3 separate regions of the Mus musculus genome follow, and regions 2 and 3 are each linked to region 1. A link is a loop called in an ENCODE intact Hi-C map of the cell type or tissue named here. Cell type or tissue: left cerebral cortex. All regions are shown on one strand. Each heading gives the region's core, and the rest is flanking DNA. Links, peaks and the distances in the headings are about the cores only. Region 1 overlaps Dlg2 (discs large MAGUK scaffold protein 2). Region 2 overlaps Dlg2 (discs large MAGUK scaffold protein 2). Region 3 overlaps Dlg2 (discs large MAGUK scaffold protein 2).

Region 1 (10,853 bases), core at 2,724-7,723:
AATTCAAGTGCACCTCTGCGACCCTAATGGAAAAAAAAATAAAGATCTAGTGTTCACTTTTATACCTGACATTTCTATGATCAGTCTCTTCACATACTGGAAGTCCTGTGTGTTGGGAACCTATGGAAACTGCATCATGATTTTAGGAGGTTGATGGGGCTAATTTGAAAGCAGATCTTTACTGGGATGAGGCTTTTATTCAACATAAAGGAAACAATCCTAAGGTAGTTAAACCCCAAATTTAAAGATGCAGGCTGTCACTGCTCTTGGTTTGTATCACCTGTAAAGGCTTCAGACACTAACTAATAAAGAGAAAATTGCCTTGGACAATACATGGAAAACAGAGAGAAAGGGAACAGGCCCAGAGAGAGGCTCTGGTTGCAGAGAAACTGTGTGCCCAGGTCCTCTGCCCTGAACCTGCTCTAGCCTGTTGATCTTTGCTGTTAAGGTCTGCTGTAAAGCTGAACATACTTTGTGCAGACAAAGAGTTGGGAATGCAATTTTTTATTTTTCTGACATTTACAAAGTGTTTCTTTTAGAGAAGGGGAAAAAAATTCCTTAACCAGGCGAAAAGCTTGAGCCAGAGAAATGAGAATCGTAAATTCTCAGGGATGGAAGGGAACTTGAAATTCATTCCCTCCAGATATTCTTAACCTCCACTCTGGTTCTCAGAGTCCATAAATGGCTTCCTGTAATCCATTTCTCCCTGAAATTGTATGCAAATTTTTGGTATAGATTGTAAGTTTTATTTGACAAAAAGAACATAATTTTTAATTTCTCTAAGGGCCAATAACTTAAAAATGTTCCATGTATCGTTCCAAATCCTATCGCTTACCTGTTTCATCGTTATGATAGTCTACTGAGTTCGCATGGTTGTTGGGTTTTGTAGCCTTCCTTCCCTTCTTCCTCCCTCCTTTGTTCTCGCCCCTCTTCTCTTGATCCCTCCCTCCCTCTCCCTCTCTATCTCTTTCTTCTTTTATTTTTGGCCTTTCTATGCTTCTTTCCACCTCACCTCTAGCTATGAGACAGGCTTCCATATATGCCAGGATTTCATCTTCACATCTGGCCTGGTTTAACCCTATCCCAAGCCTGGTCATTCCTCTCTGGAAGAACCCTCTTTGTCTGCCACTCTCGCTGAAGTGAACGTCTCAGTTCCCATTGCTACATTCTGCAGCAATGCAGAACCATGTCTTCCCTTTGTTTTTTTCAATGGCAATTCTGTTGTTGTGCCTACCTTCTGATCATACTGGTCCTTGAGAGACTCACACACTGACTGTTAGCTCATTGCCTCTCTTCTGTGCTATGTTGCTGCTCCCTCCTTACTGGTTGTTCTAAAGAGTGAGAATTAACAAAGGAAAATGGAGGACAGAGAAACCAGAGGCTGGAAAAGAGTTAGCCATTGGGATCTGGTACAGATGGGGGAAAGGGGGGACTTTAATAAGCTGATAAGCAACAGCCTCCTTTATTTTAATGACTTTCTAAGTGTGTTTATTATTATATTCAGGGCACAAATGAAGAATCTGGACTCAGGGCTGTCTAATTACTATTCAGCTGACATACTTACACTGAGGACATCAGTCCTTACCCATAACATCTCCTCCCACCCCACTGCCCTGCACTGAAAAAGAAGCGTATTACAGAACGAACCACATCATCCCTGCACTGATGGCTATGTGTCCATTTAGTCACTCAGTCGCACCTATTTATCAGATTGCCTGCCCTAGAATTGTAGCACTTATGTTCCAATAACCATTATTCTGCTTAATAATGGCCCCAAGCCACAAAAGTAATGATGCTGACAATTTTATTACAAAAAGCTGCTGTGGACTTGGTAATGTATTTTATAACAAATATGTGATACGTGCTCTATTTTATTAGTTTTTTTTTTTTTTGCCTCCTAATTTGCCTGATTTGTAAGTTAAACTTCATCGTAAGTACTATGTACAGAAAATCCCAGTAAATACAGTACTTCAGGCATTCAGATGGGGTCTTTGAAGATATTCTCAAGGAGCAGGCACAGGGCAATGCTACTAGGTGTTGAGGGGACAGCAGCACGTTAGCTATCAATGCTCTTCAGCAAGAAATTAATCCTCATTTTTAAAAGGCTATTTTAAATTTTTGTGTTACTTATTTGTAATTAAAAGATGGTCAAATAGGGATCTTATGGTTCACCAGAAACTTAGACCACCAATATAGCTATTTATTATACTGAATAAATTCATTCACATACATTAAGAAGGGTTGAAAATAGAAAATCTCTACAGTACTGGCCCTGATGTTCAGTTATTATTTCAAGCTGAATCTCATAAGTGTCCTAGTCTTCCATATGTATCCAACTGCTGATTAGCCATTGATGGCCACCCTGGAAGGCTATTTTCCTAAGTGTTATGTATACAAATGGAATTCATTATAAGTGCCTATTTAGGTACTTATTTAGACAGGAATAGGACATGACACATGCATGAAGGGCAGAAGACTCCTTGCAGGAGTCAGTTCTTTCTTTCCACCATGTTGGTCCTGGGGATGAGACTCATTTAGTTTTGGTAACAGGCACTTCTATGTACTGGTCCATCTTGCTGGCCTATATGTTAACATGACTTTAATAAGCCCTTCTTGAACATATTTGACATGTGCTTACCTTTGATCCAAAACTGGCAAGAAACCCTAATATACTCAATGTTTACTCAGCTCACAAGCAACAAATCCTATTCCTTCAGAAAACTTTTGGCAAGTCAGCTAGCCTAGGGAACAGACACTGGAGCAGTACTTGTGTTGAATCAGCATACAACATACATGTAGCTCCTTTGAAACAGGGAACATGTGACTTCCACTTTCACTATCATGCATTTTTTATATCACACACACACACAAATAATTTTCTATTTAAAAATATTTTTTATTAATTCTTTGAGAATTTCACATAATGTGCCCTGATTATATTCACCTCCATTTCCCCCAATTCTCTCTTGGATATATATTGTGTGGATTTTCTTCAAGTACTCCTACCAAGGAAAGCAACCTGTCTCTGAAATACTATTTGCTCATATGATTTTTACACACCCCATTGTTGTGCCTGTTGTTCTTCACAGAACAGGCCTTGAGCTCTTACTTATTTTATTTCTCATCGTGTACACAGAGCGCTAAGCCCATGTACGGCAATCACTCAGCAAATGGAATTTAGGATCCAGAGTTCTCCAAAGTCAATGTGCAAGTCACAGACAAAGGTCTAGAAATATATGGCTGCGTGTTAGAAGAAATAGGCTGGGCCATTTGGAAGATTCAAATTCCTATGGAGTCTGAGAACCATGGCTTTACATAATGCAATCATCTATAATGCAGCCACTGCAGACACCAGAAAAAGAAACCCCTTATAATGGAATCATGTTCAGGTTCTGCTGGTCTTAACCAATGTATATTTGGGGAATCCTTTAGCTTCATTTTTTGGGCACAATAATTTCTTTCTGTTCTCTGCCCTGATCACTTAGAGCATGGGGAAGTTGGGACAACTCAGTAGGCTTCAGACATCCTTACTCTCCTCCCAGCAAGAAATGCATCTGGCAATATGGTCTGTTATATATCTACACACTGACATGAGCATCTTTTATGGTATATTCCATTTTCTACTCTAATCTTTATTTTCTCATTAGATTTATTTTGCAAGTATTTATAGGTCAGATGCCCTATGGAAAGCCTGACTTTAATTATTTCCATTGTTCCTTCTGTCTTCAGATCGTATGGCACTCATTTGCTGATAATATAACAATCTGAAACTCAGTCACCACACTAGCTATATTTATGACCAACGTGTCTTAGGTAATAACTTTGAACACAGAATTGCTTCCTAACCTTTGTATTCATTTTCCTAAATCATAAGGAGGGTCATAAATGACACATATGCATATGTGTCTTCACATCTCTGAGAGCTTCCAAAGGGTATGTTTCTTTATGTTTTAGTAAATTCTTATTTGGAATACTCAAAAAAAAAAAAAAAGAAAAGAAAAGAAAACAGTTGTATGCCCTCAATTCACTGCTCAATTCACTGGCTGTACTTTTTTTTTTTTGACCTAGCCAAAGTGACATAAAGTTGCAAAGAAAAGATGACTACTTGGCTAGTACATACTTGCTTATCTCTATAGTATGAGAATATACTATAATGTCATTATCTCAAGGACCAGAAAGATAGGGAAATGATAAGATCTAGCATCTATTTTTAGTCCAGAATTTATAATGTTAAATTTAGATTGTTCTTACATGTGTCTTTTGTGTTTATTTAATGGAAAAATAATTATAAATTACTGGGCACCTGTTAGGTGTGAAGGACTATTCGAAATAATTCTCGTATTGGATATGTAGTAATCTTTATTACAGATTGAGTCTTGCCCTATTGTATACTTTAGGGAATATGTTAGTATGTTTTATAATAGGTCATACTAGTCAGTAACAGAGGCATTCTTGAAACCCAGAAAATGTTAAACTCCTTTACTTCTCTAAATTATACCTGTGGTACATTATTTGGACTAGCTAGCAGAAAACTGAAAAAAAAAAGTTTCCTCAACTCAAATTAATCTTGATGTATATTAATTGTTTAATGTGTTAGTTTCAAATAATTTATATAGACCTTTGGAAAGGAGAAATAGTGGACAGCACTCTTACTCAAAGCATACAACTAGTTTATTGTTTAAAAGGAAGATGTATTAGGAATTGTGGGTAATTTAAAGGCATTAATGCCACCAGCACCACTAGCAACAACAAGAGATATCTCACATTGACAAAAGAGCTTCTGTGGGCTTTAGTAATTTTTTTTTCTAATTATAACAGAAGCCTTGGCAGTAGTGAGAGTTTAGTTTTTAGAGAAGTTATAATAATAACGGAGTTAACTCTTTAGGAATATTTGCATAAATGATCACTATTAATACTCATTAGAGATTATTATAAGAAATTTTTGTTTTAAAAATTGGTGTGCCTTTGATATATACATACATATAAGTAAAGCAATTTAGTGTATCTATAAAACCATTGTTATTACTTTTATGTAGATGAAAGAAATAGGAAGTTTGAGTACTATCTTCTAACCCATTTTTCAAAAGCCATAAAAAACCCATTGTGGGCTTCATTCTATTGACATGTATGTGGAAGCCAGGCAACTTCAGGACTGCCATGAAGCTCTACTTAGACAGGGTCTCACACTGTTTTAGACCCTGTCAATTAGGAAGGTTCACGCTGATGGCTGATGGAATTCATGCTCTCCTGTTTACAGGCAAGTGCTGTAAGCATGAGCCATCTCTCTAAACCCTAGAGAGAATTCTTGAATTGTGAAAAGCAACTGTAGGTCTTATTTGCCTTAATTTTTTTCCCCCTACTTTCAACATCTGGCCTAAAGAATTAAGATATTTAGGATAAATTGCTGTGACACTTTCCAATTTGAAAACAAAAAACAAAAAAACAAAAAAACAAAAAAAAACAAAACAAAAAAAAACAAAACAAAACAAACAAAACAAAACAAAACAAAACAAAACAAAACAAAACAAAACAAAACAAAAAAACCCGTAAGTAAAGATAAGTTTCATTTGCTCAGAATTCCAACCAGGAGCTTTGGTGCTCTGGTTCAGTACAGATATTTTCCAGGCCATGTACCTCTCAGCCAGCTCTTCTTACCAGGCCTGGGCACAGAAAAAAAATGCATTATCACAAGTATGCAAAATTCTGCCAACCCCTTCTGGTGTCTTTCTTAACTACATGCTTTTCAATTTAGCCTCATAGATGTCAGCTTCTTCCCATAAGAACAGAGGCTTGCACAATCATCAGCTCAGCTGCTTCCGCCATCTAGTGGCAAGAGACAGAAGTGAATGGGTTTTGTTTTCTGTAATTGCTAATGCTGCAAAATGGCAAGAATCAGCTTCATTTTTCAAATCACTGGCATTACTACAAATGCCAAATCTAGAAATACAAATGAACACTAATTTTTAGCAGCTGAAATTGAAGACCTCATGACTTCTGGGGTCACGTGCAACTTTTGGTTGTTTTCAGTTTGTTTTTTGTTTTTGTTTGCTTGTTTGTTTTGTTGTTTGTTTGTTTCTATGGTCAAAGTATTGATTAGGTACCATGTTACTTATGAAGCAGATACTGCTTGACCAACACAATCTTTGGTGGAAGGATATATTCTTGTACACAGGACCTGGCTCCTTTTGAGGAGAATTACTTAGCCTCAGTAAAAAACTGGAGATATTACTACCAGCCAATCACTGTGATGGGACTTGCTGCTTCCTGATCTCAGTAGGTCCTTCTTTCTCCACAAAGTCCTGGATGCTGAGAGTGGATCCTGTATCTCAGTCCTCTGCATTTCTCTTCCTTTTGAGCAACTCTACTCATATTCCCAGCTTGCACTACAGAAAAGATGTCTGTATTGTTAATTCTCTATTAGACTTTTCATCTTCTTCCTCTTTGATATCTGAGGCTTCACATATGCCAGACAAATTCTCTATTAATGACTTTCATAGGGGGACGATTTTAATTTATTTCATATACGTCTTTACCTAATTAGTCAAAAGGAAAGCATTATTTAATCTCCACCTTTCTTTCTTCTACCTTCATGATTTAGTATGTCTCAGAGTCCTGTATATGAGACATCATATATTTTCTAGACAAACTGTCAAATTCATGGTCTCCATGCTCGGTGCCTCCACTTTATCTCTGAGCTCATCACCTTGCCTTCTATGAGATGTCCTTGATTGTGATCTCACTCTTTTCCAGTTTTTCTACAACACCACATGAATAATTGTGTAATTTGCAAGCAGGACTATGTCATTCTCCATTATAAATTTTGCAGTCATCCCTTGTTACTTACAAAATGAAGTTCAGTCTCCACCAAAGGTCATTCTTTGCTTTTGCCACCCCTCTGCCTCACTCTGTCACATGCTGTGCACTCACCCAACTCTCTATATTTGCTATCATCATTTCCCCTCTCTTCCCTATTCAGGTAAGCACCTTCAGTTCTCAGAACCATTGAATATTGACATGATTATTGGAGTTAATGGCAACTTTGACCTTTTCTCCTTAGCTTCTACAAATCTCATCTACAGTTCAATCTCTGATCACATTCACCTCCTATCCAGCCCCAGTGAGCTAAAATAAATAAATAAATAAATAAATAAATAAATAAATAAATATTTTAAAAGGTTATAATTCAAGGTCTTAGAAAGATTTGCCTCTTCTTTTCTATTTTACTGCATATAACATGACATACTATATACGTTAATCTCCATACCTGTGTGTCTAACTAAAGCATGTAAGAAACTTGAAGACAAGTACTTTATAACTCAAAGCATCACACAGAAAACACTATATGGGATGAAGTTGAAGACGATTAAAAGAGTGAGTCAAATAACACAACAAAATATTTTCTTAATACATAGGTTAATGACATCTCAGAAATGCTGGTCATTTTTCCCAAAGTTAGACAAACTGGAAATGACAAATTTGGACTCTAATGTGTATTTGTTTGATCAAAATCCCAGTGGTGATTTATATCACCACAGTAAATTTGGAATGAATGTAACAAACCCCAAGATAGCAGGGCCCAGGTAGTGCTACACAAAGTAATTTGCCCCAAATTTCTAGCTTAGAATATTTCTATAATATGCATTCATACAACTCAATAAATAATAAGATATCAATAGAAATGATGAATTCTTCCATTTTTCTTTATTTGAAGAATGATATTTATTCATGGTATTTGAATCTGACTACTTTTGATTCCAGGACCAGAATGAAGCTTTATACTGTACTTGCTTATTGTGTTAAACAGTCTATCTGTGTCTATTATGGCTATTCCTAGTGTCTATCAGCCTGGCCAAGACATAATTTAATCCAAAAGTAAAAGTTCCATGAGTAATTGTAGTTAGGAAACAGATTTCTCTAGCCATATCCCTAGCTTAGATGATATGATGCATATTATATTAAAAATTCTGAGAAAGATCTGGAGAGATTTCTCAGAGGTTAGGAGCACTGGCTGCTCTTCCAGAGGCCCTGAGTTCAATTTCCAGCAACTACATGGTGGCTCATAATCTTTGTTGTTGATGTTGTTTGTTTTTTGTTTTGTTTTTGTTTTGTTTTGTTTTGTTTTTTCGAGACAGAATTTCTCTGTATAGCCCTGGCTGTCCTAGAACTCACTCTGTAGACCAGGCTGGCCTTGAACTCAGAAATTTGCCTGCCTCTGCCTTCCAAGTGTTAGGATTAAAGGCATGTGCCACCATGCCCGGCCTCATAATCATTTATAATGTGATATGTTTTCCCCCTTTCTGGTATGTATACATGATAACTAACTAAATAAATAAATAAATAAAATTTCATTGACTACTTATTGAACCTTTTCATAAACAAAACAAACAAACAACAACCAAAGGAGCTCTGGGAGATTTCATGCCAAGTTAACACATTTCACCATTGAGATGTGTTGAAGCAGGCATGCATTTCCTTACATCCCATAGACTGCTGATGAGATTCTAGCAAAGGTACCTGTGAAGATGCTAGTCTAGTGTCATTGCAGATGTTAATGGTGAGATAGAGGGAAGTAAAACAGCCATGCAAACAACAAACAACAAAATCCAGAAAACAAAGATGGAGGACAGACAAAGTGGGTCACATGCTTACTGATAATGACTTCTACCTAGGATAGTATTTTACATTGGCCAGCAAAAAATACATAGAATAGCCAAATGAAGACCATTTCCAAATGATAACTCTGCTAGAAACATTGACTCTCAGTGTTAGAGACATTGACTTTGTGTATTATAGGCTATAACCGATGGGCAGAGTCAGAACTGAGAGGGAGGCTCCTCAGTTTGTGGATCTCAGGAGCAAGCCCCAGCCACTCTAGGAAGAAGCAGTAAGGCAAGGAGGGCGTGGATGTTCATCTGCCTGTACTTATTCATGTCACCTTCCTTCTGATTGAGGTCATCCTCTAAAATGTCCCATGGCTCCACTGTCCACATGTTTCCCAGTATTTTCCCACAAGGGTTCAACCAGTGCCCAGTTGTCCTAGTGATGTTCTCTCTCTACAAACTCACCAACCCCACACTGTATGGTAAAGCTTCTCTTCATTCCAATCTCAATAAAAACTAGAAGAAGCACTATCAGTTGCCTAGCTTCAATTTCCGTCCAATTTGTAAAAGATAGCTTTAATTTTCATAGGCAATGACCACTGTTTCTCAGATGACTATTAGAAATTTTAATGCAACCTAGAAAACGCCATCAATTTTAATTACAAGACACCACAGATATTAGGACATGGGCAGAGTTCAGATACGTTGTTACACGAGAAATCATGAGATTAGAGCAACGAATCTGTATCTGTTCTGTACCAGTGACATTAGGCAATGGAGAGTGGGACAGAAATTAATCCTTGCTTAATTAGTACCGTGGCACCTGAGGCACGTCTTTATTTAAGATATAAGGATCTGAGTTTATCAGATTAAGAAAGACTAACAACAAGTAATTATTATTCAACTTCCCAAGGAAGTGATATGCTTATTTAAATCCACATTCTTTGCCTCAACAGCACTAATTCATACAACTGACCCTAGTTTATACTTAACGAATAGATATAAGCTAGAAAGAAATCTCTTCATGCTTGATTATAGGCCAGTTTGTCTTTTATCGTGGCTATCAGCTGGTTTCTTTTATGGAACTTTCTAGGAAGAGAAAGCATCCCCATCTTGTGGCAAGGAAAACAAATTCCCTTAAATTCATTGCTAAATTGCAAATCTCTCCCCAGCCTCATGCTTCACACTGGCCCAGGCACTTTAATGAAAACTAGCAAAGCTAGCTCATTTATCATCCAGGCAGCTGGTGTGCTCCAAAGACAAGGATCTTAAGACTTAAAGCATTAGGTGATAGGAGAAGGGGAGAAATGATATCAAACCAGAAATACTGAGATTAGTCAGCTGAGTCACAGCCTGCTCTGTGTGGAATTTAAACTGTTATTTGGCCATCTTATATTCTGTTTTTGACATGTTGTTTGCAAATTCCTGATTGATATCAGAGATCGACCTAGGTTGCTCAGGAGGATTCTGGGGGTGTTCTCTGATTGTGTGCTCTGCTTTCTTTGTCTGGCCTCTTATAGCATTTTTCCCAGGAACACTAGACAGATCAGAAGAGGCAACAAGACTGAAAACATGGCAGTTCTAATTGAGAATTTCTACCTGCTTAGCATTTTCCCGATTTTAGGTTTCCTTTGTGTGACAACACCACCTGATGTTTAATCTTGGGAGGTTTTCCAAACACCACATGTGTGATAATGCAGCTTACCACCTTGACGAGGAAACATGTCCTGCACTTATGGAGGTGTGTGGGCTTAGACCTGATGGGCTTAGACCTATGTTGGAGCTACTCCTGCTAGTAGGTGAGCCCTTCATGTCCCAAGTATCTTCATTAGCTTAAGTCAGTGGCCTGAATCAACCATGCTATGCATATTACGCCATTGGTAGACCCCATAAACAGGGCTATTTGTCTTTATAGCTGTGCATATTTATTTTTACTGCTGCCAGAGGAAACATTCACAGTCGTTTCTCCCCCAATCTTCTAAAAGTATGCCCTGTCTAGTACAACATCTGTAAGACACTCAAGGTAATCAAATACTAGGTTCATAAGAGCTACTTCATGGTTTCAGAATAAGTCCCGAGCAAACTGATTTGTAGTTTTGAAAATATCCTGGAGAATATTCATCCTGAACCCATAGTTCCAGCAAGAGGAGAATAAACATTTCTATCCTTGTCATTTAATATGAGAGGTTTATTATTCATACATAGTTTCTTTAAAATCTGGCATGTGGCAACTTCAGTAGAAATCATCACGGT
Region 2 (10,853 bases), core at 2,594-7,593, 140 kb before region 1:
CAAACATGATAGGTTTACCTTTGTTATTATTAACAGTAAACTATACAGCTGATGACATGTCATGCTTTTGACCACCTGAGATTATATAAGAATTTTTCTCAAAATACTGGTGATTCAGAAAGATGTGATGGCGCAGGTCATTGGTCTCAACACTAGTAATGCAGAGACAGGTAGGTCTCTATGAGTTCATCATTGTTGTGGGATAGCAAGCTGTGCAAATTAAACCAGAGTTGTCTGATGTTTAGAGTTGAATTCTGTAGGGCAGGAGTAGGAAGGACTCATATACTGAATTGGGTGGCCTTTGTGAGCTTTCTAAAAATTGGACAATATCTCGTGACAGGCTAAAGAATTATATCCAATGGCATGCTGGCCACATATTGTCTAGAGGACTAAAAAGATAATACCTAGACATCATATATGTGGACCTAGCAATTATACTTCTTTAAGTAAGGTAAATGTACATAATCTAATCCACACAGTCCCAGTGAAAATTAATGACCTAGGTCTGCTTTTACTGCTGTATGAATAGTAGTGATGCTCATAGCCACCAGGTGGCAGAGTTTTGGTACAGTGACTGACTCAAAGAATTTCAAACACCAGCTCAAGATGCATTCAAAAATCATCTTTAAGTAAGATTCCAAATTCTCCCATCTGTTTCCATGTACCAGGTGCAGAGGTTAGATAGGGAAAGTGAAATGTATATTTGGAGGCTCTTGGAAGGTAGATAACAGGATAGAACATCACATATATTTAAAGAACAACTATTCAAAGATGCAACTTTTTGCCTTCAACCTCAAAATTATCACAGTGTAGCCTAAGCATGATTTCCTCTAATCATCTGTGTAACATCCATCCTATCACATTTAAACTGGGGGAAGTCACGGACACCTGACTCTTATTTGAATCCCCAAGTCATAGAAAGCAGTCAAAACATATGTCATCTCTTTATGTGGTTTTATCACTCAAAGATATATATATTTCTGACCTTATTCCGATGTGTCACCATAGGTCACAGCCAAAAGGAGTATTATTTTAGTAACATGAATAGGGACAAGGACTCTGTTTTCATTCATTAAACTCAGACATTAGAGATATGTACGTTTGTATGTATATATGTATGCATGTATGTATGTATGTTAGGGTGTGTGTGTGTGTGTGTGTGTGTGTGTGTGTGTGTGTGTGTGTGTGTGTGTGTGTGTGTTGGTTTCGCATGTGTATATGAGTACTCATTCCTATGTGAATACCAGGTAAGGCCATAGGAGGATGTTGGGTGATCCACTCTATGACTTTCTGCCTTATCCCTTTGAAACATGGTCTCTCACTGAGCCTAGAGCTAGGTTGGTGATGAGCAAGCCCTGGAACCAGCTTGTTTCTGACTCCTCCACAGCACTAGAGTGGAATTCACCTGGCCTCTTCATGTAAGAACTCAGACTCTCATGCTTGTGCATCCTTACCCACGAAGCCATTTCTACAGCCCTGCTCTTAGACGTTTAGCACTTGACACACTCTCATTACACTAATGCCTACTCTCAGAAAGGCAGCATCCCTCGGGATGCATTCGAAGTGTCTTAATTTTTATAACCTCTGAAAGCCCACACATTTCTTCTTTTGATACATGCTAGAGTACTATGTTGCTCTTGTTACTAAACAGTGCTTGGATGGTAATGTCTTCTTTGGAAAATTAGTAAGCTGCAAATCTACGAGAATCAGGCCTCTGCTGTTATTCCTGGGCATGCAAGAGTGCTTGGTGCATAGTAAACATCCAAAAGATATTGACCAAATAATGCAAGTAGGATATGGCTTGTGTGTTTGAAGTCAAGATTATCACACAGTTTTTCAGGACATTCTAGTGACTCTATAAGAAAAAGACTTAAACACTCCAATATCATCTATTTAAAATGTTGATATAGAAGCACAGTAAAGTAGACTATGTTTGTTGTTAATCAATTTTAGTTTAAACTGAGAAACCTCCTAAACAGTTATACGTAGCAGCAACAAAACGCATGAGGTAACAGACACAAGAAAACAAGTTTCTGTCAGGGTAGCACAGTGCCTTAGGCCATGTAAGGGCTTCTTCTCACCTTTTCTCTTCTTTGGAAGTAATCGGTGCGGATAAATATTGTTTGCATGCTAACACACATTGTTTGGACTACTGAGAATCTCCTGACACACCATTTTCTTAAACTTCTGATTCTTCTCTGGAAGTTGTCTCAGTTTCTTTCCTAGGTAGCTGATGAACCCATGTATTGAATACAGGTCCGAGTTTGATTTGCCAACTTTAATATCTATTGACTTCCTTACATGAATGACAAGGACTGATGTTGTCCATGTCTAAATCTCCAACTGTATTTGAGTTCTCTCCATAATGCCTGAAACTATAATTTCTTCAAAAGCTGTTTGTGTCATCAGCTTTCAGTTGGTTTCCTTAACTCCTTTCTTTCTTTCTTTCTTTCTTTCTTTCTTTCTTTCTTTCTTTCTTTCTTTCTTTCTTTCTTTCTTTCTTTCTTTCTGTTTTGTTGAGACAGGGTTTCTCTGTGTAGCCCTGGCTGTCCTGGAACTCATTCTGTAGACCAGGCTGGCCTCAAACTCAGAAACCTGCCTGCCTCTGCCTCCTGAGTGCTGAGATTAAAGGCGTGTGCCACCATGCCTGGCTGCCTTTCTTTTTAATTATCAAAAATAGCCACTAATCTTCCATCTATAGCTCCATTTCTGATGACTAAATTTATACTTTTATATGTTCCAGATTGTTATATTTATATTTTTTCATGCAGCTATAACAATATCTGATGTTATTGTAAGTTATATATAAAGTTAAAAAACAATAGACTTTACATTGTTTTTATTTTGTGAATATTGTTCCATCACAGTCAGCTAATATCTTAGCTTTTTTTTTTCTCCGCCAGTCTATTACAATAACTTTCATTTACCTACTGCCCCTGTCTCCTAATCTAGGCCTTGTCTTGGAAGCTTCTAGCCTCTGTACAATCTTATGTAGTCCTAGAATGTTTTCAGCCTCTGAGACTTATTGCTGAAAGAGCTCACCACCTCCTAGGTCTTTCTGATCTTTGGCTGGCTGATTCAACTCAGCTGTTCTGGCTCAAACTCCTTTCCAAGCAGATCCAATCTGGCTTCTCTCTTGGCCTCTGACTGAATTGTTCTGCTTGGTCTCATACTAACTGATAATACGTTCTAATCTTTTGGCTCTTTTTCATTCTCTGGCTCATTCTTCCTTCTCCTGTGTCTACTTTATTCTCTCTCTGCAAACTGTCGTCTCTCTATAACTGTCCTGGTAAAACTGCCACGCCCCTGAACTGCTTCCTCAAATAGCTTCCCTTTTCTCCCTTTTCTTTTGAGAGTTAGGAGCATCCAATTCTGTCAAATTGTTCCCTGATTTGTCACTTTGTCTGCCACTCCATTAAACACGTTCTACATACTAACTTTACCTTCATTGTTTGGGATTAAAGGTGTGTACTAAGGGCATGCTTGTATTCCAGCCAGAGGGGTTAAAGTATTTACTAAATGTATGTCTATAGTCCAGCCAGAGTAGCCATGTTGCTGATTAAAATCCCTCTACACTGAGCTGTGAGTTTTAAGTCATTCAGAAAATAATGTTCTTCTTATTAAGGTCAAATGGATTTATTCTTCACACAAGATACCCATTTTGTAGTTTATAAATTATTTCACATCTACATTGTTATTATAGTTTGCTTTGTGTTTGGCCCATAGAACAGAGTCTGTTCAAGCTCCTTTACAATTTCTGACTTTGTCTTTTTCTTACTTTGATTGATATCATATTCATAGACATAATCATTTCATTTCACTACTTATTTTGTTAATCTACTGTTCCTCTATCTTTGGTCCTCATTTACATAAAATCCTTGCTCTCAAGGCCACTTCCACTGATGTTATTTGAGGAACCTTTCATCGCAACCTCTTCCCTGATTTTCCTAGTTTCCTACATCCGTGGCTTTCTCCTTTTCAGTTACTCCTTTTTTGAGCCTCATAAAATTGAAGCTATTCTCATATTTTATTTGCATTTTAGCTGTTTCTAAAGTTCTAAGGTAAGAACTATATCCTTGGTTATAGTGACAGCATCGTGTTCTCTCCCTCTGCATGGCCTATGTCAGTCTTCCTTTTCTACAACAAAATTCCCAAAGTAAGCTTGTTTTGACTTTTAGCTTGGAGCACTTAAGGCCACAGTTGGTTAGCCTATCACTTTTGCGTCAGTGCAGTGCATTAGGGTGTTGATGTGAGTTAAAGGAAGATAATTAACTTTAGGAATGAAAGTGAGATGTATACTCATGAAGAGGAAGTGGTGAGGGTCTCAATTTCCCCCTTCAGAGGAATATCCCAAAGCCTAGAAGATTTCACATTAGCTTCTGTTTCTGAAAGTTCCACCACGTCTCACTTCTCTTAATGTCATAGAATGGAAAAAGGCATAACTTGAACACATAGACCTTTGGGGGACATTTATGTGAACCATAACAATAAAGCACATTAAATATTCAATGAATTAATTGTTCAGAAATTCTCTCTTGGTCTTCTTAGTTAATTTTAGTTTCTGATATTTAATCAACCCATGGCAGTTACATCGTTGCAGATCTTGTCCTTGGAACCCATACAAGCCTCATCACCACGGACTCTGTGCATTGTGGGAGTTGCATCCTGACTGCACCCAAGATAGAGTACAAACATCAGGGCATATCTGCAAACAGCAGGGAGTATCTGCCTGGTTATTACTTCACTTCTGTAATGAAACAAGGGGTTGACGATAATGAATGAACCTTCCACAAGTGAGTTTAGGTTATCCTTAACATCCAGAAGAACAATTACTCTGTCCGAATTGATTACCTGTTTTGAATTTACAAGTTTTTTAAACTGTTCAATCTGTTCTCCCTCTTAAGACAAATATAGACAAGGTCCAGATGGTGCTTCATTTTAGGAAAAAAGAGTAAGGTGGATTAAAGAGGAGTACAACGTTTTTAAACTGCAATTATTATAAAGGACAATAAGTGATATGGAATATAAAGCAATCAATTGCTCTAGAGTGCAAACTACAAAAATACAAAAAATTAAGTATTAAAGTAAATGTTGGCAAGAAGGAAAATATGTTAAATAGAGAGCCCTGACCACTTTACATGATAGAGAAAACTTGGCTTGTTTCCTTTACATTAAAATAGATGCCAAAAGTAAATATCAGTGTGACTGTGAGCCCTACTGTGCACCAAGCATTACACTTGAGGTTTTCATATACCATTTGTCTTGGCCCCTTAGAATACATTGTCGCTCTATAAAGTTGTCTTAGTTTTAGAGATATTGATTTTTTTTGCCTAAAGTTATACTAGAAATAAGTAAAATTTAGCATCCAGATTGTCTCCTTAAATTCTGTTATTTCTTTATATTTACCACATTGTCTTTAACCCTATATTATTTCGCTAATCACTAGGGATATATATACATATATATGTATATGTGTATATGTATATGTATATATATCCCTAACATATATTTAAATGAAACAATCATTAACAGAATGTTGATCCTGAAACTGCTTCAGAGAAAACCTCAAGACCTAAGGAATTTCCTTCTTGGTTTGATTTCATTGTAACTATAATGCTGAGCCATCTTAGAACAGTATATACATTCTATGTAAGTAAAATAAGAAAAACATCTCAATAGCAAGTGAAAATAGTAGATAAAATGGGAAGTCCAGTTTACAATTTTAAACCTTCCTTGTGTTTTAAAGTTTCATTCTGAAAGACTGAACTTGTATGTATAGTGGTTCCTATTTTAAAACTGTATGAATATTTCAAATCACACATACATTGCTTCTCTTTACACTAGTTATTTATAGACAAAATATAAAAGTTTTATGGCTATGCATCTAGCTCAGCTGGCGGAGTGCTTGGCTAGCATGCTTGAAATTCAGAGTTTGAGCCCTACTGCAGGATAAAAGGTAGGTACCATGGTGTGCACCTGTAATCCAAACATTTGAGGATGGATACCACAGGGAGACCAGGATTCAATATCATAGAGCAAATTTGAGCACAGCCTTGTATATATAAGACATTTTCTCAAAAAATGAAACAAAACAAAACAAATTAAAAACCCCTAGTAATTGCAACAATGAATAGAGTCCTAACCAAGAAATTAATTTCACAGAAAAAGAAAAACAGTACAACTGCCATAAGAAAAAAATAATACAGTTTCTGGGTATCTGTGCCTCTTCCTCTGAAAATACCTGCTAACTTCATTAGCCTGTTTACTCAGTGATAGCTCTATTTTTTGGTACTTAATATTTGCAATCCATTATTTAGATATTAGCCTCAAGTCTAAATTATATTTAGTTTTTGTTGTACAGAGACATTATTTATAGACTTATTTGTGGATACTTGAGTTATAAAAATGTTTTTTTTTGTTATCTCTAATCACTAGGGACATGTAACTAAGACTACTTTGAAAACCACATAACCTAAAACAGATTGGCCATCAACAAGAAATCTGACAACAAATTTAGGGGAGAATACAGGTAAAAACCACTTATTCACTGCTGGTGGGGATGCAAATTAATATAGCCATTTTGGGAGCACATTTAGAGGTTTCTAAGCATATAGATATGGTCATTATATCACCCAGATGTTCTTCTCCTGAGCATATGCCCAGAGAACTTTGTACTCTACCATAGAAATACTTACACATCCATGTTTATTGCTCCTCTATTAATGACAAGGAAATGAAAAACAACTAGATGTACACCAGAAGATGTATGTGATAGATATATAGATGAAGATGTAGATATAGATATAATATAGATAATATAGATATAGACATAGACATAGACATAGACATAGATATAGATATGAAAGTGTGGGTATAAGATTTAGAAGGGGGACCAAAAAAGATAATATGAGGTCATGAGAAAGAATTTAATGAAGGCAAGTGGAAACATGAGTCATGAAGAAGATACAAGATAATTGCCTTTCAGTTTCAACTCTAGTATAGTTCTTTCTTTCTTTCTTTCTTTCTTTCTTTCTTTCTTTCTTTCTTTCTGTTATGGACACATCCATAAAACTTGTCATTGGTGTTGAAAGAGCAAAGCCCTAAAAGAAACTCCATGGCTCAGAATGAGAGTTTACTGAGATGCATACAGTAGGGGACTGGACATGTGGTTGAATGTCTATATTAATCTAGCTGTGTGGGAATTTTATTTGTTAGTTTATTACGTTAAAATGCTAAAAAAGTAAAAATGTGGCCAACTAATTTCTATATTGTTACCCATTCCAAAATGGTTATTGAAAAAAGATAGATGTTCAATAATTGCTGCTCTGCCAGATGAAGGTGGTATAAAGGTAAGATTATGACTATCCCCAAAGCACTCTGCCAAATGTGTCATGTAAGTCAAGTGCCATAATTAAACTTGTGTGGCAGAGAATGGTTTTACATCTACAATGTCCGTCTACTTTTCCTTTCTCTATACTTTATTCAAGTGCTTTGTTTGTTTGTTTGCTTGTTTGTTTGTTTGTTTGCTTGTTTGTTTGTTTGTTTGTTTTTGAGACAGGATGGTTTTTCTGTGTAGCCCTGCCTGTCCTGGCACTTGTTCTGTAGACTAGACTGGCCTTTATCTCACAGGGAGATCCTCCTGCCTCTGCCTCCTGGGACTAAAGGTGTGCACCACCACTGCATTCATTATTTTAACTTTACTTCAAAGGCAAAGGCTACAAGCCCAAAAGCAAACCATGAGACTTTTGACATTTGCTTCTTTACAGTTTGCTCCTCTGCATACTAATGAAGTCTCAGCACACAAACAGCCCTGAGTGGCAGACAAGGTTGCTGGGGCCTTGCTACTATGGGACATCAAACTCTTGTGCATGCTCCTGAACCAACTGTAGAATATTAATCTTCAGCGAGGAGGCACTCTCTCTTTTTATTCCTTAAAAGAAAATGTCATTTGTTTCTTGGAGTTTCATTCTCCCCCACTTTCAGGTGTTCCTTACCACCATGATCACAATGCAGTGTCCACTTTAATCTCGTTCCTTAAAATACCATTCAACTACTAGCACTTTTTGTGTTACATTCCTTTAGCATTTTGTCCTTTGAGCTAAGTCTGAAATATAGGTTTATGATTTCCACACTTGCTTAAAGCTAGTGCACTTTTTTATACATCTCCATTTAATCCTATTTTGGAGATTTAGCCTCCAATATTCAGAGCTTCTAACTCACCAAGAAATAGCTGTAACTCATGGAAAAAAACAAACAAACAAAAAACATAGCTCATTTTCACACTCTACTTGCTTAGTGATCCACTCTGATATACTTTTCTGTCTGCTATGGTCTAATGCTGCATCAGGAGTGCATTTGTGAGAAGCAAGCTTGCTGGTAAACATATATTCAGTTCATCCAATTCAGGCAAAAAATCACATCAGCGATAGCCCTGCATAGCAATTAGTATAACTATAATTTAATGCGTATACCATCAATACTAAGAAACTACACACTGTATCAGGCATACTAAAATAAGTCCTTAAAACCTGCAAATCCCAAAGCATCAACCATATCAAAAATACATCTTTTACATTTGAAATTTACTTAGAGTGGGAATATTTAAAGGAAAGGCAGTAACAAAAAATACTTTCCACTCTTCATTTCTCTATTTTTGTTAAGTTTGCATAACAGAAAGACAATGAATAGGAGGGGAATTTTCTGGAGGTAATTGGTGCAAAAAGGGTAGCTATTTCTTTTTAATTTATAGGGAAGTTACATGCTAAATGACACATTTACTTAAAATGTGAATGTATGTGAATATTATAGATTGGATTGAGTCACCTGTTCCTGGAATGCAATGGTTTAGAATAACCTGTCCTCTGCAGAAGATAACAAAGGCAAGGAAACCTCTCCAAAGACAAGCATGTAGTAATATAGGAAAATAAAGGTAGGGAAAAAAATGAGACTATGCAATTAGGAGAAGAAATATGAAGAAACTTCACCATTGCTTTTAAAGAAACTTTTTGAATAGACATCATAAATATTCTTTTAAAAATATTTTTATTCTTTGAGATTAAAATGTAGTTACACCATATCCCCTTTCTTTTCCTCCTTCTAACCCCCTACTCACATACTATTCCTTGGTCTCTCTCAAATTCATGGCCTCTTATTTTATTAATTGTTGTTATATGCATATATATGTATATATATATATATATATGTATATATATATATTCCATAAATAAATAAGTACAACGTGCTTAGTATAATGCTATTACATCACAAGAATCCATACTTCTTATATGTTTCTATGCTATCTAGAAATTCCAGATGATACCTTTAGACTCTCAGTGAGTCCATCTTTCCCCCACATATATTTAGTTGGCTACATTTTCCTGCTTCTGTCAAAGAATGAAGTTTAGTGGGCCTGACAAGATGGTTCAGTGAATAAACCATTTCCTATGCAAACTTGACACCCTGTAACCCATGGTGGAAGGAAAGAATCACATAAGGAAAGATATCCTTTGACCTCCATATGTGCTATAGAAAGCAACCACAAAACACACTAATAATTTTAAATTGAAGAAAAAACTTGTACTTCAACTTCCAGATTTCCTAAATACACTCATCTGTTACTTCTCACAGGCTTTATAAAGGAACACCTAATCTGCATTATTGTTTTCCTGCAAAGGCTTAGCCCCAGGACCATCTCCACCAGCTAATGTGACTGGGAATGGGATTCAAAAGAACCTTCTAACACTTGCTGAGCATGCCACATTCCGTGGCCATAGAACATGAAGACAAAAATCAACTTGGACCTGGGTTGGACACATCCTCCTGGGTGGCTTCCCCTCATAGCGTCCTGCCAGAAGGAATTCTTCAGAGTGCTGAGGGAGAGCTCGTAACAGGTTTACTTGGCTATAAAGCCTGAGTATAACAATATTGGCTGGCCAGGGAAATGAGCCCAGTGGAGAAGAACTGGCAAGTTCATTAGGAGGATAACAAAGTGCTTTCAGATTCTAGTTGAGGTTAGCTCCACAGGAGGGAATTTTTGTCTAGAATTGCAAACATAGTCAAAGCCTGATGTGGGAAGATCATATCTTAGCACAAAAGCTTCTGTTATTGTTTTGCTAAATGGACATGATATCTCTGTCAAATTATTTTCTAAATAGCTGTTTATGCCCACAGAGTAGCAGTGTGTGGAGGAATTTTATTCCAGAAACTGACAAGGGATCACATCCAAAGACCTCAGTCGGTCTGTGTGATTTGGCTGGAATACAGGTTTGCCACACATCCTTTAATCCCTCTGGCTGGAATACACAATTTTAATCCCTCTGCCTGGAAGGACTACAGACACACCCTTAGTACACATGTTTAATTGCAAACAATGAAGGTAAAATTAGTTTATAGAAGGAAGCAGCCATGTGTGAAAGTGACATCTAATTGAGGAGCACACAAAATTACAAATCAGAACATGATTTGACAAAATGGTCAGAGATAGGATACCCCCAACTCTCAGGACAACAGCACAGGAAAGAAAAGCTATTTAAGAGCAGGATAGTACAGGGAGAATGAGTCAGTGGTGAGTCAGCGCAGTGAGTGCACTGGAGTTGAGTTTCTGAGTTCATGCAGTTTAGTGCAGGTCAGCAGAGGCAGTTGAATCCAGCGAATAAGGAGCCAGAAGATTCGAACAAATTGCCATAGTTAGTTTATGGCTCAGCAGAGAAATTCAGTGAGAAGCTGAGAAAAGCCAGCTGAATCATCCAGCTTAGAGAGGACTTCGAGGCTTGGGGACTATCACAAAAGAAGATTCAGAAATAACTTAATAATTATAAGAAGGGATGAAGAATGGGGTGAGAAGTTGACTTCTG
Region 3 (10,853 bases), core at 2,010-7,009, 640 kb before region 1:
TTCTCTAGCAAATTCATTTTTCTCATTATTATTTCTTTATATTACCCAGAGCTGGTGACATTTGCTTGGATTGAAGAACTCCAGCAGGTAAATTCTCAGGTAAATTCTCCATATGCAGGCTACCACTGAGACACTCAAGAGCAGAGAGCAGCACTGCTAAGCATCTGGGGGTCAGTTCTTGGGGTCAGTCTGGCTCCAAACTAGAAAGTCACAGTTTCTTCTTCTATAAAACGGAAGTTATCATTTCTCAACATATCCTCAAGATCCAATAAAGGTGAGATGGTGACCACCGTGAGAGAGGTTTGAACATGTATACATGACATAAATGTAAGTGCTATTAACTAGTAAAATTATTAAGAGGTAAAACCAAAGTGCCGCCAAGTGACTGGGTTTTAGTTGATGGCCACTCCTTCCCTCAGAGGAGAAATCTGTTAGTAAGCTTTGTCCTTTGTCTGGGATCAGCTATCACAGCACATTCTGAATGTCTACCATGAGGAATTACATTGTATAGAAACTGTTACTCATCTAAATGGACCTCAAAATTTATTTTTATTTTATATACATTGGTGGTTTACCTGCATGTGTGAAGGGGTTGAATTCCCTGGACCAGAAGTTATAGATAGTTGCAAGCTGCCATGTGGGTGCTGGGAATTGAACCTGGGACCTCTGGAAGAGCACCCAGTACTCTTAACCACTGAGCTATCTCTCTAGCCCCTGACAACCCACACTTTTTTTTAATTATTAGATATTTTCTTTATTTACATTTCAAATGCTATCCCGAAAGTTCCCTATACTCTCCCCCACCCTGCTCCCCTACTCACCCACTCCCACTTCTTGGCCCTGGCGTTCCCCTGTACTGGGGCATATAAAGTTTGCAAGACCAAGGGACCTCTCTTCCCAATGATGGCCAACTAGGCCATCTTCTGCTACATATGCAGGTAGAGACACGAGCTCTGGGGGTACTGGTTAGTTCATATTGTTGTCACTCCTATAGGTTTACAGACCGCTTCAGCTCCTTGGGTACTTTCTCTAGCTCCTCCATTGGTGGCCCTGTGTTCCATCCAATAGATGCAATAGATGCCTGTGATCATCCACTGCTGTATTTGCCAGGCACTGGCATAATCTCACATGAGTCAGCTATATCAGGGTCCTTTCAGCAAAATTTTGCTGGCATATGCAATAGTATCTGCAACCCACACCTTTTAAGAAGAGAATAAGCTATAAGCTGATTTAAAAGAAAAATCAAATTTTTACTTATGTAGCATAATATTTATTTTTCCCCCTGATTTATGAGATTTCCTATTAGTCAACAGGATCTGTCTGAATTGGCAAATACTTTCCAATCAGTGTGATGGTTTGTATATGCTTGGCCTAGAGAGTGGCTGGATTAGAAGGGGTGACCCTGTTGGAATACGTGGATCATTGTGGGTGTGGGTTATAAGTCTCTCATTCTAGTTACCTAGAAATGAACATTCTGCTAGCATCCTCCATGTGACGATGTAGAACTCTCACCTTCTCCTGCATCATGCCAGCCTGGATCTTGCCATGCTCTTGCTTTGATAATTGACTGAACATCTAAACATGTAAGCTAGCCCCAATTAAATGTTGTCCTTATAAGAGTTGCCTTGGTCATGGTGTCTGTTCACAGCAATAGAACCTTAACTAAGACAATTGGCAAGGAAGTTTAAAGTTTCAGTATAGTCTGAACTTTTAGAGCAGACAGGTCCAGTCCATAGAGATCCAGATAATACCACAGAGAGTTGATCTAGCTTTTCTAAGGGCCTTTGATGGCCTGAGTCCAAATCCACTAAGGGGATACAGAGGTAAATGAGAGGATGTCTTGATCGTGAGTAATACTTCCAAGGATATTGATGCTTGGAAGTATCTTGGAGCACACAGGCACAAAGGCTTCCTAGAGGGCTCACACATCTCTTCATAAATGCTCTATTACAGTAGGTATCAAATGTCTTTTTTTTTTCCCCCAACAACCGAAATTTGAGTGTGGACAATCTCAGATGTAAGTGAAGTGCCACATTCAATTTCCTTTCGGGAGTTTTGAGTTGCTATAAGGCTATCAGTTTGAAATCAGAAGCAATGGCAGTTCAAATACCATGGTCAGTGTGGACGATCTGTATGATCACAGGCACATTATTGAATTTCTCTGAACCTTCAAGTCAATCAAGTGTTGGGGGGCGGGAATTGAAGAGTCAGTATTTAACACAGTGCTTGGTGTGAAGGGCTTGCTCAACTGGTGTTAGGTATTTTATCTCAGATCCTCTGTTATTTCTTCTGCCTCTAGGCCGCCTTTGTAGGAAAGCAGTCCCCTGTACAAATCTCCCCACGTTTCTACACCGGTCCCAGTGGCTCTGGCACTTTCTATTAGCTTTTCATGTTGGAAATCAGCATGTGTCTGGTTCTTCAAGAGGCACTACACTAACCAAGGACATAAAGTACACTTTTATGTTCTGTTCTCAGCACTCAGTCATTTTATTCAATTAGTGGGTGCCCTATAAGGACTTCACAGTATAAATCTTATTTCTCCCAAAGCAAACATATGTGAGAGTTTTCTGAAGATCCATTTAAGGCAGAATTTCCAAAACACATTTCATATGATAATCATCTGTGTTCTAGGGGTGTGTAGGGATCCTTAAACTCAACAGGACTAGAAAACACTTTCATGGTCTCTCTATTTCTGCTGGGTTTTTTCTGATTCATTGCTGTATCATGAACACTTTTCATGGAGTCTTTTCACAGATCTACATGCACATTGTAGAAATACCACTTTGAGACAAAAATGGTCCCAGTTTCCCTGAATTGAATTTTGGGCTTTAGAAGGCTATTTACAGCTGAGTCTTTCAGCGGGCATCCTCTGGGATACCTATCATAGGTCATGTTCATTGCTGTGCTATTTTTTTGTGGACTCTATTCACTGGAGCTGTGTTATGTGTGCTAATGACACACTGAATAAGTGTCCTTAAGGAGTGTAACTGGAAAAGAGCAGTGTTAACTTTGGTTCTCACTGCCCATTATGGTTATTGAGTTGTTTTGTTTTGTTTTCATTTACTATGTGTTACATGGCTAGGATTCTATGCCAGAGAATGGCAGATGTTTCTCCAAGGAAGCACGGTGAATCTAGCTTGCCAGTCTTTTTCTAGATAACAGAAGATCCTCACATACTCAAAGCTCCTTCTACAAGGAATTCTATAGCATGAGAGAGCCGAGCACATTCGGGCTGCTTCTCATTGGATCTTGAGGATATGTTGAGAAATGATCACTTCCATTTTAGAGAAGAAGAAACTGAAGTGATTTTCTAGCTTGGAGCCAGACTGACTCACTCGCAGCACTAGCTTCCTGCTGTCACCACCAGATGCTTAGCAGTGCTGCTCTCTGCTCTTGAGTGTCTCAGTACTTACCTGCATATAGAGATCTTGTTAGGTCAGTTAAATGCTTCTTGACAGCTGACCAGTAACTGTTGTTCTGTGCCTTCCCATGTCACCCAGAACTGGAATCTGATACCTACTCATAATCTTGCAGTTGTGATATGAGGATTGTATGGACGGACTGTAGGATTGAACCCAGACCAGAGGTATTTTTAATAGCACACTAGCTAGAGGTGAAGGAAAGCCAGGGTGGCTGAAGTATGCAGTGAGCATAGAAGAAGAACTATAGATGGGGCTACACTGGTTAGCCTAAGCCAGACGCTTTATGATGTGCTTACCACATCAACATCTAAGGACAATGGAAAGGCACAGGAAGGTTTTAGAGAAGGCAAGAAAGGCTATGATACAATTTTAAAACAACTGTCCTTTCCAGAGGCTAGAAGGTTGTATGTGACTGGGGTCATTTGTATGCCCTTGGCAACCAATAGGAATAAAGAACTCTCATGATAGAGCTGACTGCTAGGGGTTAAATGCCTATTTAAGTGTCAGAGATCATATGTTGTAAATTAATTCCTTAAATTCATATATTAACAGTATTTGGAAGTTACCAGGGCATTGGGAGGCAATTAGGATGGGATGGGGCACTCATGTTAGCATTAGTGGCTTCACAGAAAGAGGCATACATTTTGTAAGCTTGCACATTTGTATATACTTGCACATTTTGTATGCTTGCATATTTTCTATGCTTGTTTTGTGTTGTCACATGATATTCGCTTTTCTGTTATAATGCAGCAGGAAGGCCCTCAGGAGATGATGGCTTTGTGCTCCTGGATTTCCCAGCTTTCAGAACATGCCTGCTTTCCCCTTTTCCCCCCTTAGCAAGGCACTGAAGCAAACAATAACAGAAGCATTTCTGTCTTTCTTTCTGCAGAAGTAATGCCCAAGAAGGTCATTGTGCTGGTTAATGTATTTGCCTGATGAATGCTTTAAAATCTGTCCCAAGAATACTTTAAGAATATGGTTCAGTGACTGGAATTCTTTCTACAATGAATCTCTAAGAAGTAAAATATATAAGGGGGAATTAGAGAGAAAAGATCACCTAAAATAGACATATGGAATTTAATCTAAGGTGATGGCTTTTAAAAATCTTTCATTATTGTAACATTATTGTAGTTGTGATGGGAAACAGGAATAAACCTCCACAGTGGATCCTGGCTAGGTGCTGCTTTAAGTCACCAGGCAGTGCTCAGTTGATGTGCACACACTAAACACTAGATGGCGCCCACCATCCTGTGTCTGAATGGGGAGCAGAGGGAAGGAAATGACATTGCTGCGAGTTGAAAGCAGAGGGAGGGAGGGAGGGAGGGTTACTGGAGAGGTTGGAGGGGGCTAGCAAGATGGGGCAGGTGGGTTAGGGGAGGGCAGTGGAGGAGGGGGGCAAGTGCGTTGGTATATGTAAATGAGTGTCATTACATTGTATGCTAAATTTAAAAAAAATAGAAAAAACAACATAAGGAATGATTAACTTTGGAACTATAAAAATATCTACCCCACTCGTCTCACCTTACTGTTCTCCAAGGTACTTGTTATGTAAGGGTTTCATGGCTAAAGAAGTTTGGAAAAACCATTACTTTATCTGAATCCAGGATACCCTCCTCAGAGCACACTGGTTCACAGATATTTTGACAAGTTCTTCGGTTGAAAACACTTGGTGCTATGGTAACAACCCACTATAACTATTCTGTTAAACATTTTTTTGTGGGGGATACAGATCTTGTCTAAACCCCGTCTGAAAGAAGGAATAATTGAGGCCATATCAATATTACCTTAGTCATAGTTATCTGATACTTTAAAAACATCAGAAATATCTGTATTACAGAATCCTATGGTGAAGCTCAGGAAATGTTATAGACAGAGGGCAGAAAGATTGAAAGAGCCAGAAGTTGGGGGGACTGATGGGAAATAGTGTCGTCTAGTAGTAGCTTGTCTGCCATACTCAGGAATTCACTACAGCTGGATCTGCACAAGATCAAGCCAGTCATGGCTGCTGGGGAAGAGTCATTTTTCTGTAGGGATGGGTTTCTGGTAGAATGTCAATGCTCCAGTGGGTGGCCTCACACCATGAATATAATTGGGTTATTTTTTTTTTTTTAAAGAAAGGAAAAAAAGGGAAGATAAGTTGGGAGTGACTGGAATTGGCCTAGGAGAAGAGGAGAAGAGAGGTGGATTTGGAGAAAATATACTGTACACATGTAGCAGTTCTCAAAAAGTAAAAGCAATTGGATTAAAATCGGTTTTAATTTAGAGCTGTTAACAGTAATCGCGAAATTGAATGAAGATTTCCCATGTGACATGTAGTATCTTAAATGGAGAGAGAGAAAGAGAGGAGAGAGAGTAAGAGAGAGAGAGCGGGAGGAGCAGAGGGAGGGGGAAGGAGGGGGCGGCACAAAAGCTAGCACACTAGAGCTGTCACACTGTAAGCCATTATCAAACACATTACTAGGAAAGTCTATAATCTGGACGATGGAGTTATCTGGATGGCAGAGTTATTCTGGAGTGGAAACTCTGCCTTTGATTCTAAGGATACTGTTTACTACACAGCTTCCTTATCTATGAAGAGTGCCTGGGAGCCAAATGTACTCCAAACCCCCTTCCGTCCTTCTGAACATTCTAGGCTGCTGTTAACCTAGAATAATTTGTTAACTGAATAATTTGGAAATGAATCTTACATGACCTGGTGTCATGTACAGAGTTTTTATTTAGCTTTGATGTTGCATATGTAGCAGAGGATGGCAATGGGAGGAGAGGCCCTTGGTATTGCGAAAATCATATGCCACAGTACAGGGCAATGCCAGGGCCAGGAAGTGGGAGTGGGTGGGTTGGGGAGCAGGGTGGGGGGAGGGTATAGGGGGCTTTGGGGATAGCATTTGAAATGTAAATGAAGAAAATATCTAATAAAAAAAGTTTCTGCTTTATGTTTTCTAGGAATGCATCTCGTGCTCTTACTGTCCAGTTTAAGCTGTGGGTGCAAAATTCTGTATCTTTCCCCTTCCACTACTTATAATTCCAATCTTTCATTTACTTCCCATCCATTATTTCATCAGAGTTTCTAAATGGTTATTTTTTTATCCAATAGTTACCCAATAAAATCACAGTACTTAACTTGAAGTTAGATACTTCCTATTGAAAGTTAAATAATACAAGCAAGATAAAGAGAAAAAAGTTCTCTCTTCCTTTCTAATGGGAAATAATTTCCAGATGATATTCTCTGCCATCGAATGCTTTTCCAATCATTGTGCATAATAGATACTATCAGATCTCCAGAGACTATCATGTCCCATGAATTGTAATTTTCAAGACTATAATTCTGCTTGGTTGCCATACTTGATTTAGGATCTTAATATTAATATTAAACATTTAAATATTAAATATTTTAAAAAGCAGAAATATTTTTGAGTTATTTTCCTTTGAATCATCCACTATTAGCTTCTGTACTTCCCTTTATTGTATAGAAGAAAAACAAAACCTATGGCTCCTTAGGTCTCCTACTTTCCTAGAAGTAGAGAATTTGATATCACCTTTGTTTTATCATCCTTGAACTGAGCAGAATAATGTGTGGTATGGTCATAAGATTAAATCAGCAATAAATATGACCCAAGTAAAACGTACCCCATATATCAGTGCTCTAGTTTCTAACCACAGCATGCAGTCAGAACAGCGAGCATCAAAGAAATGACTGTATTCTGTTGGCAGAATCTTGAAGACTGCTGTATATAGAGGACTCCTACTTTGGGTCAACACAAGACTCCAACTATATAGTCAGGAGTGATGGAGTTGAGGAAATCATATATCCTTTCAGATTCTCTTTCCAGTCTGAAAAGTGGGAGAAAAAGGAACTCATCACGACTGTTGGCATCTCCTTAAGGATGGACACAGCTTGGTTCACATGAAAGTGTTTCTGTCTCAAAGTGTGCTGTGACCATGTGATTCCTGACTGAGGAGATGGCAGGATGCCTACCCAGAGTACAGATTTCCCTTGGGATGATGGGGGATTTCAGAATTGGACTCCCAGGCTATAATGACCTCTTCTGAGCAAGTGCTATGAGGCAGTCACTGTGCCAAATGTTGAGAATAAAAACTCCTTTAAGACATGAAACTTTGTCCTTCAGAAATCTTGCCAGGTAATGAAGAAATAGTCATGCAAACCAATATAGGCAATAAGCCTGAATAGCTGTTTGGAATATTGTATGTCATTTAAGAGACAAAGACATAGTTCATCTCTTGGATGGCAAAAAAAAGATCCTGGTATAAGGCCTGACATCATATCTCTTAGACTCTGCATCCAGTAAGCTGCAAGCTCTTGGATGGCAGAGATATGAATATGTAGGAAAGCTATGGTCACACACAAGGTGTGGCTAGGCCATCCATGCAAACTTCTGGGTATTTAGGTCTGTGTTTAGGTCAACTGCTGTGAGCTATTAAGGGAAACTATGTGTGTACATGTGTGCGTGCATGTGTGTGTGTGTGTGTGTGTGCACGTGTGTGAGAGAGAGAGAGAGAGGGAGAGAGAGAGAGAGAGAGAGAGAGAGAGAGAGAGAGAGAGAGAGAGAGAGAGAGAGGAGTATAAAGTATGGGGAAAGAAAGAGGCAGCAATAGAAATGGGAAGGTATTTGCTCATTTGTTTAAAGGATTAAAAGAATGGCTAAAAAATTAGGGTGGGAAATACTTGGAAAATCCTGTCTATAGATCATAGCTGTAAAGTGAAAACCATTTTTTTCTGAGAACATAATGCGAACAAGAACTATGTGCTTTATTGAGTTATGAACCATAATCCTCTATAAGAGCTAGGATCCACATATAATTCTCTATTATTTATATGATTATTAGAGCTCTAATATGATTATAACCATTTTCAATGGCTTTAACCGTCCACCACACCAGGAAGGGAGCTTTATATAATGGAAACAGTTAATAAATACATGAACACACAGAAGAAAGTAAAAGAAAGCAAGATACAAGGAAAAACAGGACAAAGCAAGAGAGGATAGGGCAGCGAGGAAACTTCACTCATTTTTTTATAAATAGAAAAATAATTGTACATATTAGCTTGTACCAATCTTGGGGAGCCTGATTCTCTCATATAAATATGGGATATTAGATACCTTTCGAGGTGAAAATTAATTTTATAGTTATGAAAGATGAAGAAGTTCTTGAAGTCTATGTTACTGAATAGTACCTATAGTTAGCATTGTATATATTGTATATTAATTCTGTTTGTAGTGTGTGTGTATGTATATGTATGTATGTGTGTGTGTATGTATGTTTGTGTATGTGTGTGTATGTGCATGTGTATGTGTGTGTGTGTGTATGTATGTTTGTGTATGTGTGTGTATGTGCATGTGTATGTGTGTGTGTGTGTGTGTGTATGTGTGTGTATGTGCATGTGTGTGTGTGTGTGTGTGTGTGTGTGTGTGTGTGTGTGTATGTGTAGACCAGAGGTTGACACTGGCTGTTTTTCTCTGTCATTCTCCCCAGAGACCTTCCTCTTTCCACCTTCTGAGCACTGTGATTACAGGTGTGCGCGCACATCACTATTCCCGGCTTTTCTAATGAGTGCTGGGATCTGGACTCAGGTCCTAGAGATTGCAAGCAAGCAGCTTACAGATTGAGCTATTTCTCCAGCCCCATTTAAAAGTTTTTAATAGGCTTGATGTGATTTAAGTATGTGATAAGTGATAACACACAGATAAAGTACTAGGAAATACTATTAGAGATGGTAGACATATTTATGATGGTATAAAGTACTAGGAAATACTATTAGAGATGGTAGACATATTTATGATTGGTAAGAGATTCCTAGAAATGGATCCACTTCTAGACACATTCAGATGTATAATACACTAAGTAGGTCCAGGTTTTTGTTTATCAGATACCTTTGTAAAGTGACCTTGAAGTTCACTTTAATAAACTTATGTGCAACTAATATAAGCTTAAAAATTGTTATTGGTGATTTTTTAAATTTTAATTTATTTTGTTGCTGGTAATTTTTGAACTTAAGCAAATTCTGCCCCCTGCCACGTGTCACCCTTGCCACACCCTGTGGCATTCTGTAATTTTTCTCATAAATTTATATATGCCAAAGTATTATAAAACCAAAGTTTTAGGAGTGTTGTCACAAGTTCTGGAGAGATTGTATTTTAATAAGCAAACAGTATGCCATTTAAATAAAGCTTCTGTTACATGCAGGTACACATCATAATCTAAAAGAAGATGCTAGAATCTCGATCTGTATCCAGGAGAAGTGAAGTGACAAGCATTGGGTACCTATGAGCTATCTAAACCGAAATGTTCTGGAGGCTGTGACACATCTCCCTTTGTAATGAAAGTGATTTTTTCATGGATGATGATAGATGCTGACAGAAAGGACAGTAGCAGAAGATGGCCTAGTCAGCCATCACTGGGAATAGAGGCCCCTTGGTATTGCAAATTTTATATGCCTCAGTACAGGGGAATGTCAGGGCCAAGAAGCAGGAGTGGGTGGGTAGAGGAACAGGATGGAGGAACTTTTGGGATAGCATTTGAAATGTATATAAAGAAAATATCTAAGAAAAATAAATAAATTAAAAAAAGAGAGAGATACACTCACCGACAAGATCTGGTCTCCTCTCTGGAGCTCCCCACTCAGGTCTGCTGGTCCACCGGCCAGAATGAAGGATACAAAAATACCTTCTCCATCTTCCCCGCCCACAATGTTGAAGCCCAGGCCAGTGGAGCCTTTGTGAAGGACTACCTTGCGGGGCTCCCTGTAGAAACAAATGGAGAACTCAGCTCACAGGGTTACCCTCCCAGACTTTCAGATTCTGCTTTTTTTTTTTTTTTTTACTTTGTTGTAATATGTGATACCACATGTTCACTACCTACTACAACTATAGTAGCTTGCCACAGTAAAATGCATTTGCAGATTATGAAAGGTCTCATAAGGGTAGTTTGTCTGAATTCTCATCACAACTATCAACATCCTATGTACCACCATTCCTGAAACACCAGTTTTTCTCTGTTAAAAAAAAAAAAAAAGAGTTGTGGCTAGAGAGATGGCTCAGAAGTTAAGAGCATTGACGGTTCTTCTAGATGTCCGGAGTTCAATTCCCAGCAACTACATGGTGGCTCACAATTATCTGTAATAGGATTCAATGCCCTCTTCTGGTGTGTCTGAAGATAGGAACAATGTACGCATATACATAAAATAAATAATTATTAAAAAAACCCTCTGTAATAGTATTGATCATAAAGTATTCAGCAGACTGGAAAGGCTAAGAAATAAAGGGGAGATTTTGATCTGAGAGGAATCAGATTGAACCTTGCAGGCAGTGGAATGTCCTAGAATCTGAGTCACCAAGAGTATTTAAATGAAGAAGATTAGCCAGTGGTCACACATACTGTTGTCATCTAAGAAACCCAGGTGTGAAAGAGTGA

Evidence for each region. Hi-C counts contacts between places; a loop is a spot of excess contacts. Peaks named below come from ENCODE experiments on the same cell type or tissue, not always from the same donor. Only the 100,000 strongest peaks of a DNase experiment are listed, where the experiment ranks them.
Region 2: a loop joins it to region 1, with 4 times the contacts of the local background. A loop is called at or near these places in 11 of 42 quality-filtered maps.
Region 3: it touches region 1 in a loop (9-fold over the local background); 13 of 42 quality-filtered maps call a loop at or near these places.

The regions. Positions count from the first base shown.
Region 1 is chr7:91,452,324-91,463,176 of GRCm38, reverse strand. The region is part of intron 2 of Dlg2 (discs large MAGUK scaffold protein 2); the gene reads right to left. Among named protein-coding and RNA genes, the nearest start is that of Gm24552, 210 kb to the right of the region's middle. In left cerebral cortex, for the core only: CTCF peaks have their summits at 5,617 and 5,819 (motif pointing left); a DNase peak (open chromatin) is centred at 5,794.
Region 2 is chr7:91,591,206-91,602,058 of GRCm38, reverse strand. The region is part of intron 2 of Dlg2 (discs large MAGUK scaffold protein 2); the gene reads right to left. Among named protein-coding and RNA genes, the nearest start is that of Gm24552, 350 kb to the right of the region's middle. In left cerebral cortex, for the core only: no CTCF peak of the experiment used is centred there; a DNase peak (open chromatin) is centred at 4,697.
Region 3 is chr7:92,087,892-92,098,744 of GRCm38, reverse strand. It overlaps Dlg2 (discs large MAGUK scaffold protein 2), which reads right to left. Exons shown (of 23, transcript NM_011807.3): 12 at 10,027-10,183. It overlaps 4930567K12Rik (RIKEN cDNA 4930567K12 gene), which reads left to right. Exons shown (of 7, transcript NR_131016.1): 4 at 50-87; 5 at 3,501-3,586; 6 at 4,312-4,509; 7 at 6,366-6,539. Among named protein-coding and RNA genes, the nearest start is that of 4930567K12Rik, 26 kb to the left of the region's middle. In left cerebral cortex, for the core only: a CTCF peak has its summit at 4,638 (motif pointing right); DNase peaks (open chromatin) are centred at 3,323, 4,650 and 5,835; H3K27ac peaks cover 1,150 bases.